Linked DNA regions of Homo sapiens: region 2 is linked to region 1. A link is a contact called in ENCODE Hi-C or POLR2A ChIA-PET data. All regions are on one chromosome and are shown on one strand. Each heading gives the region's core, a stretch centred on a gene start or an enhancer-like site at or near the end of the contact. The rest is flanking DNA. Distances are from core to core; before and after follow the strand shown.

Evidence for each region. A loop is a pair of places that touch in the nucleus more often than their neighbours do. ChIA-PET counts read pairs that join two places held with the same protein, here RNA polymerase II (POLR2A). Pooled maps may share reads with other maps.
Region 2: a loop to region 1 is called in a pooled map, with 3 times the contacts of the local background. The contact joins the promoter of CAPRIN1 here to the promoter of KIAA1549L in region 1. A Hi-C loop is called at or near these places in 1 of 168 maps with a recorded cell type or tissue (GM12878), 1 of 37 single-sample maps with no recorded cell type and 5 of 50 pooled maps. POLR2A ChIA-PET finds 5 or more read pairs at or near these places in 1 of 52 experiments (activated CD8-positive, alpha-beta memory T cell).

What each region holds. Positions count from the first base shown.
Region 1 is chr11:33,374,642-33,378,593 of GRCh38, forward strand. It overlaps KIAA1549L (KIAA1549 like), which reads left to right and starts at 1,467. Exons shown (of 21, transcript NM_012194.3): 1 at 1,467-2,248. The coding sequence starts at 2,011. RefSeq lists silencers at 1,353-1,412, 1,443-1,682, 1,823-1,922, 2,053-2,332.
Region 2 is chr11:34,049,447-34,053,463 of GRCh38, forward strand. CAPRIN1 (cell cycle associated protein 1) reads left to right here and starts at 2,285. Exons shown (of 19, transcript NM_005898.5): 1 at 2,285-2,425; 2 at 2,975-3,190. The coding sequence starts at 2,975. It overlaps LOC101929918 (a long non-coding RNA gene), which reads right to left and starts at 3,881. Exons shown (of 3, transcript XR_931177.3): 1 at 2,873-3,881; 2 at 1,225-1,587. RefSeq lists silencers at 1,940-2,139, 1,999-2,548, 2,589-2,888 and enhancers at 3,499-3,568, 3,639-3,708, 3,779-3,848, 3,879-4,017.

The sequences.
Region 1 (3,952 bases), core at 217-2,716:
GATTCGCCTGCCTTGGCCTCCTAAAGTGCTGGTATTACAGGCGTGAGCCACTGCGCCAGGCCAGACTGCAAGTTTCTTAACACAACCCAAAACAGCCCAACTAGTTTAATTAAAGAACAAAATTAAATCATAACCCCCAACAAGGCATTACTATATTTCAACAAATCTTAGACATATTATAAGAACACATCTGACTTCTGAAAAGTTAACATGTGAAAAGTATGTGTCTTAGATGAAATGTGGTGTTATTTCTATCCTGCAGATGCTCAATAACTAGAACCTAACACTTTTCCAGATCCCCTGGTTAAGTTGCTGTGCCCTAACACACCAGGCACGCTCTGCCCCGGGATGTTAGCCTTTTTGGTTCCCTGTATCTGGAATGCTCTTCGCGCATGGCTTGTTCTCACCTCCTTCAGATCTTGGCTCAAACGTCACCTTCTCAGCGAGGCCTTTCTTCACAATGTTTAACATTTGCAACACCCCCTCCCCACGTTTCATTCTTTTACACTGATTTTTCTTTACGGCATTTACCAGTCTAATATTCTATTACTTATTTGTTTATTGCGGGTGAACCCCCACTAGAATGTCAGCTCCAGGAGGGCAGGGATTTTGTTTATGGCTGTTGTCATTGGCACATCGCAGGCAGTCAGTAAGGATTGTTGAGTGAATAGCGTCTGAGCTTTACCGGGTCAAGGATGTGTGTGTTTCCCCGCTGCTTGTATCCTCAGTGCCTAACACAGATGCTGGCAAACAGCGGGCCCGTAATAGATACTCAGTGACTGGGGATGGATGAGGCGCCTATGAGCCAGGTCACTTGCTAAGGCCATCAAGGCTAGCAAGGGCGAAGAGCAGGGGACCAACTCAGGTGACGCCTGGGCCTTTTGTCCCTCTGAGCAGGAGCTGCCTGACTCTCCTGTTTGGGGGTGTAGACTTTTTTGGAAAAACTTCCCCCAGTCTTCCCAGTGCGCAGTGTAATGCTTTGCACGTAGTGTGGCTGCAACAAATATTTATAATGTGTTTTAATCCAGCGTGTTATTGCAACTAGCCCACAGCCGCTTGAGCTCCTCAGGGGTAAACTGGCATGCAGCTGTCCGTTGAACCCTCGGAGAAGTAGTGAACAAACAGCACAAAGCGCGCCCGCCCTTCTACAAAGAGCTTTTCCAAAATCCAGGCGGAAGAGCTTTCCTGCCGCTTGGGCACGTTGACCATGACCCCCCTCCCCGGCCAGACGACCTCTCTCCCGCCAACCTTCCCTTCTCTAGATGGGGGACAGGAGGGGAGGGAAGCCCTCCCCTTAAGGACCTCCGCTGCGCGGGAGCCGCCGGGAGGGGTCCCCCTCCTGGGTCTCGAGCCCGGCCGGGCGCGCGGGAGCGGGGAGCGCGCGGTGGCTCCGCGCGGGGCTGCGCGCGCGCGCCGGCCTCGCCTCCTCGCCTCCTCGCCCGTTCCGGAGGCTACGTGCTTTCTTTGTCAATGAGGCGCCGCTCTGAGCTGCGGTAGCACTCGCGGCCCGGGAACCCGAGCCGGAGCCGGGGCTGGAACCCGAAGCCCAGCGAGGAGCGAGGAGCGAGGAGCCAGGACAGCGGGGCGCCGAGGCTGCAGCGGCGGCGGGAGGGAGGGACCCGAGCGCGCCCCGCGGCCGCCACCCCCGTTCCCGGCAGCCTCGCCCCCTAGTTCTGCAGGAGCCGGCCCGGGGGAGGGGGCCCCGGGCGGCGCCCGTCCCACCCTCGCCGCCCCAATCGCGCCGGCGCGCGGCGACAGGCACCGTGGGAACCCCGGCCCGCACCCGCCGCGGCTCCATGCGGGCCCGGCCCCTGCGCGGGTGAAGCCGCGGCTCCCTGGAGCCCGCCCCGGGCGCGGCAGGACGAGCGAGCCAGTCGCGCCGCTCGGCGCCCCCTCCCTCCGGCGCCCGGGCCGTGGCCGGCGATGCCCGGTGAGGACCGGGGCGCCGAGGGCTGGGCTCCCCGGCGCGGTGCAGAGCGAGGCAGCGGCCTGGATGTGTGAAGCGTCCCCATGGCTCCGCAGGAGGCCAAGCCTCAGGGCTCAAGGGAAGCTGGGCCCGCGACGCGGGGGCGCGGGGGCCGGCCCGTGGCGCGTGGGCTTGGTCGGGCTGCCTGGGGAGCCGCGCGCTGCACGGGTGTGAGGGGCCCCGGGGCCGGCGCGTCCCACGATGCGCCCCCGCGGCCACCGACGCTGCTGCTGGGACTTCTGCTGCTGGCGGCCCTCCTGGAGCACGGCCAGGCCGACCCGGGTAAGCGCTCGGCGGCGGGGCGTCCGCGGAGGTTTCTGGAGGAGCGGGGCGGCGGGACGGGACCCACACCTGCCCAGGTGGCGGTGGAGAGGTATTGGCAACACCGGCCCTTTACTGCTGCAACAGTAGGCGAACTGTCAGAAATCTGTCTTTCGGGAAGGCACTTTGGGCGGGGAAGAAAAAAAAAGGAGCAATCGCCTCTTCTTTTTGGACAAGTTGTAGAACCTTCCTAGTGGTCCCGCAGGCACGCTTTATTTAGAGAAAGATGTGTGTTTAGGACACCTTAAACGGGAAATGTATCATTAGAACACGTTTCAGGGTGGCAAAGTCCCTGGTATTTTGGGCTCTCTGTTGAGTGTCCACTTTGTCTTAACTGCATGAAATGGCTAGAGAGTTTTAGGCAATCCGCGTGTCGGCTTCCCAAATATCAACACAGTTTCTCCTGTGTTGATAGCGGAACCCTTTTCTTTTGGGAAGGAGGTCTCTCCAATAATTGCTTGCACCTTGCAAAGGGATGCAGGCGCTCATTAAGTATATAATCCACTGTTTGCAGGTTAGTTAAAAATAGTCATGCTTGGCTTGTAGACTTCCAGCAATCCCCAGGAAATAGATTTCTGTAATTCCTTGGACAATTTTGAGAAATCTGTTGTAAGTATTCTAGGTGGGGGTGGATTTTTCTGCTAAGTGTGCTTCAAAACTTAAGCTGTGCAGTAAGCAGTTGTCCTGGAAATAATAATGATTACTGCCTGCACTTGGAAAGGGCAGGCTTTTGTGTTTCTGACGAAATTCTGAGCTCTTGATACACTGCCTTATCAAGGAATATATTTCTCACTTCAGATAATGTGTTCCTGTAGTTTTGCATTTTTTAGCAAGGACTAATGACTTCTTCTTTCTCAGAGTACCCCCTCCCCCAAATTAGATTAAAATTCCTAATTGTAAAGGGGCTGACATTGTTTTAGATAAGAGAGTTTTAGGTTAAAAATATTTCTCGTCTTCAGCAGCTTAATTCAGAGCCCATTTTCCTTCGATTCACTTAAAGAGTCACTGACAGGTGGTGCTTGTGCTTGCGAGTTACTGTCAGATAATGTTCTATTGCGATTATAGTGGTTACAAAGTTCAGGAATCTTTGGATGTGTGCCTCAGACTTGAGAAAAACCTCTGACGAATTTTAGCCCCCGATTTTTATGCCTGTAGCAGTTTTTAGTGATGTGTATTTGGCATAATTGTTAAAAGATAAGGCCTGAGAAAGACCCACGTAAATACCTTGGTATTCATTGGCTCAGAAACATACATCCTGTTTTTGATTAAAGGATATCAAGTCCTTGGTCGTTTTTGTGAACTGCTTATGAGATGTTTGCTTTGGGATGATGTTCATTTGTTCAGCCATCTGTAATATGTGAAACTGGCTTTCATGTGTTGTTCTTGTTCAGCCTGATGTTGGGTGATTTCCTCGGATCAGTTTTGAATTTCTGATTTCCCTTCTGACCTTTGTACCTTGAGCCTTCTGAACCTCCCTGACTTTCCTTGGCTCCTCTTTCAGACCGCCAGAGCCTGATTTAGAGGACTTCTCATCCACATTGTTTGGGTTTAGCCCTGGTGTCCTCTTTCTTTTTCCTTTCAGTGTGGTGGTCATGGGGATACGGGGCTGGGAAAGATGCTTTGATTACAATGATGGTAAAAATAATTAAAAGTTGATGTTCCTCC
Region 2 (4,017 bases), core at 1,035-3,534, 680 kb after region 1:
ATGTGTACCATTTGCAGTTGTTTTTTGTTTTTTGAGACAGTCTCACTCTGTTGCTTAGGCTGGAATGCAGTGGCACAATCTTGGCTCACTGCAGCCTCTGCCTCCCGGGTTCTCGTGCCTCAACCTCCTGAGCAGCTGTAATTACAGGCATGCGCCACCACACCCAGCAAATTTTTTTGTATTTTTAGTAGAGACAGGATTTGCCATATTGGCCAGGCTGGTCTCGAACTCCTGACCTCAAGTGATCTGCCAGCCTTGGCTTCCCAAAGTGTTGGAATTACAGGCATGAGCCCCTTCACCTGGCCCCTTTGTAGTTTTAAACCAGGGATTGGCAAACACTTTTTTTGTAAAAGAAGAGATAGTATTCTAGGTTTTGCACACCCTACTGTCTGTTGCACACCCAAGTACTCAACTCTGCTGTGCTATGGCAGAGAGGCAGTCATAGAATGGATGTGCATAGATGGATTGGATGTCTCCCAATAAAACTTTAGACATTGGTCAATTCCGAGGAACAAAACAGTGATTTCTGAAACTTTAATGTACACACAAATCTCCTGAAGATCTTGTTAAAATGTAGATTCAGTTAAGTCTGCTATGCAGTCCAAGATAGTAGTGATAGTGGTAGTGAGAGAGGTTGGGCTGAATAAACTTTGAGTTGCAAGGAGCTAAAGGATTATCATCTCCGTTTCTAGCCTCTAGGCCTGGCATAATTGCTCAGCGTAGTGCTAAGGATGGTTTAGGTGACTAAATTTTGAAACTATGACTCCCCATCTAATGCAGCAAAAGCCAAAGTCCTTACCGTGGTCTTTCAGGCCCTACAAGACCAGCCCCCTTTAATATGTTTGACCTCATCTCCTACTCTCTGCTCTTGCCACTATGGTTTCCGTGCTGTTCCTTGAACCCAAAAAGCACACTCCGTCTCAGATCTTAGTACTTGGTGTTTCCTCTACCTGGAAAATTCCTCCTCCAAGGTAGCTGCTTAGCCTTCTTCCTCACTTCCTTCAGTACTAGCTCAAATGTCAGTAAGGCTTTCCCTGACCACCGTTTTTTCTTTTCTCTACCATTTCACTATCTGACATGTATTTACTTGTCTTCCCCTTACTTAGATTGTAAGCTCCATGTAAATATGTTTTGTTCATAATCCCTAGCACTTAAGAGTTCCCAGCACACAGTAAGGTGCTTAATAAATATTTGAATGAATATATAACAGACTTTGCAGCTAACCAGGATATCTTGAGGTCGGAGGCTGCTGTTGTTTCTCCAGGCTCCCTCAGGATGCACTGTTGCCAGTCAGCGTTACTCATTTTATTCCCTAGGGAACAGTGGGTTTGGTAGAACTCTCTTCTAAATCTCTTTTTCATAGAATTTAAATTATAAATTGGTCATTTACTGTTGTCACACAATATTGCGTTGCTGAATTTTCCACTGATTATATTCATTTTATTTCCTCCCAGAACTTGGTTTCTTGTTTTTCTGCTCACTGTCCACACCCACTCCACCCCAAGGCTGGAATAATTCTCTTGGAGCAAAAAAATCATCTTTTTCTTTGTATTTCATTGAACGTTCTCTTTACAGTGTTAGGTAAACCTAAAAAAAAAGGAAACAAAAGTCTAATAATTCGTAATACTCAGGCCTACTGGATGTATAACATCATAGGGTAGCTGAAGACTCTTTGTGAGGCCAGAGCTTTAGGATTTAAAAAGCCACCAACCATGACCGTGTCCGACACGTTCTACAGAGAACTCCTAGGTTACTGGGTGATTGTTTGGTGGGGAAGCGGCGAGTTGTCTTTTTTTCAAAAGACGTTTTGGGGTATGGAGTTTGCTCGCTCTGCATACAGAAGGAATTCTAGAAGCTGGGATCGCACCACCCACCCCACGCACCCCTTACTTGCAGAAACCTTTGCCCCCCAACCCCCACCCCCACCCCAAATAAGGGCTCTTCAAGGGGCAGTTGCCAGCTCCAGAGCCAGCTGCTTGACACCTATTGTCCCCGTTTGGGCGTCAAACGATTTCGCCTGAAGGACCCTAGCGTCGATTGCTCTCAAAACTCAAGGGGCCTTTCCTTCGGCCTTGCCGGGGCCATCCCCACCTGCGTCCAGGAGGCGCCCCACAGCGCCGGGGCCGGGGGACGGCGGAGAAGCTAGCGGGCGGCCTCTTCCGGGCAGGCGTTCGCGCCGGGCAGCCCGAGCGGCCGCGAAGGCCCCCGCTCTCCGCTTCTCCCGCCCCTCGCGACCCAGAGGGCTGCTGGCTGGCTAAGTCCCTCCCGCTCCCGGCTCTCGCCTCACTAGGAGCGGCTCTCGGTGCAGCGGGACAGGGCGAAGCGGCCTGCGCCCACGGAGCGCGCGACACTGCCCGGAAGGGACCACCACCCTTGCCCCCTCAGCTGCCCACTCGTGATTTCCAGCGGCCTCCGCGCGCGCACGGTGAGCGCCACCCGGGACCGAGCCGCTGCAGGGGAAGAGGGCCGCTGCGCCCGGGTGTCCTTTATCTCCGGACCCGCTGGAGCTTCCGAGGGGCTTGCCCCCAAGTCCCCCCACCCCACCCCGGTCATTTCCCATGCCCTTCTCTGCCCCCAAGCCCCGACCTCTCTCTTTCCTCCCTTCTCCGGAAGCCGGCAAAAGCCGGCCCTCCCCGGTAGGGACCGTTGCAGTGGCCGTTGGCGGCCGGCGCGGCGATGCCCCGCCTCCGGCGCGAGCCTCGGAGCCCCCGGGCTGGTAGGCCGAGCCGGCGGCTCCGCGGGGGAGGGGCGGGTCGGGGGGCGGTGCGAGGCCCAGCCGGGCGCCCCGCTGGCGGGTCGCGCGCGCGCCCGCGCACTCTTCCTGCCCTCGAGGCGCGCCGCGCCCCCTCCCCCACCCGCTCGCGTAGGCTACCGCTCGCTGCGCGTTTTGTCCCGCGTCTCGCCCCGTCCGTCTCCTGACTGGCCGCTCTTGTCCTTCCTCCCGCTTTTTCTTCTCTCTCCTTGCGGTCTGAAGATGCCCTCGGCCACCAGCCACAGCGGGAGCGGCAGCAAGTCGTCCGGACCGCCACCGCCGTCGGGTTCCTCCGGGAGTGAGGCGGCCGCGGGAGCCGGGGCCGCCGCGCCGGCTTCTCAGCACCCCGCAACCGGCACCGGCGCTGTCCAGACCGAGGCCATGAAGCAGATTCTCGGGGTGATCGACAAGAAACTTCGGAACCTGGAGAAGAAAAAGGTGCCAGGAGTTGGCGGGGAAGGGAGGGGTGGCTGCGGCCGGGCTCTGCGGCCCCTCCGACCCTGGTCGCTGGAGCCTTCGCTTCTTTTCGTCTCGGGAGCGTTACTAGGTCCCCTCCTCCCACCCCCTGGCCCACACGCCCCGTCTCCACGTTCAGCGGGAGCTTCGTGCCCAGAAAACGGGCTCTTGGAAGAGGCACTTGTCACCTGACTCGGACGCGGCACTGTACCCCAGGCCTCTTTATTACTCTTCCGCTGTGGGTCCGGCTTTTTGGCCTTTAGGAGTGGGACATGTGAGGGTGGGGGCCTGTCGTCAGGACTTCACTGTATGGTGCCCTTCTTTCCGTCTCTGAGGCCCGATTTCTCTGACGAGGGCCCAAAATGAAGAGGTCCCTGCGCGGGGGGCTCCGGGTTCAACCGACCGCCTCGTGGAGTTGGGGCGGCCTGCGTCCTGCAGCCTTGGGGTCTGTCCGCTCGGTTACCATGCACTCGAGACCTGTCGAGCGTCCCCTCTTCTTCCGTAGGAGAGAAGTGTGTTTAGAATCTTAAGGTAGAACTGCCTTTCCGGCAGGCCCATTTTGAATGGGTCTTCGATTTGCTACCCCCGCGCCCATGCGATGGGCTCCCCTGCGTTTCCCTCTTTGTTTCAATTGTTTAGGTGTCCCCCCGAGCCTCAGGCTCAGCTCAATCGCGAGATGATTTTCTGCAGCGACTTTTTGTTCCTAGGGGACTGTGAAGGGGCGGGGGACTGCCACGATTTAGATTCGTTGGGGGCTGGGTCCTGGGGAGACTGGAGAGGATGGCTGGGACTCGGGGCACATGGAGAGA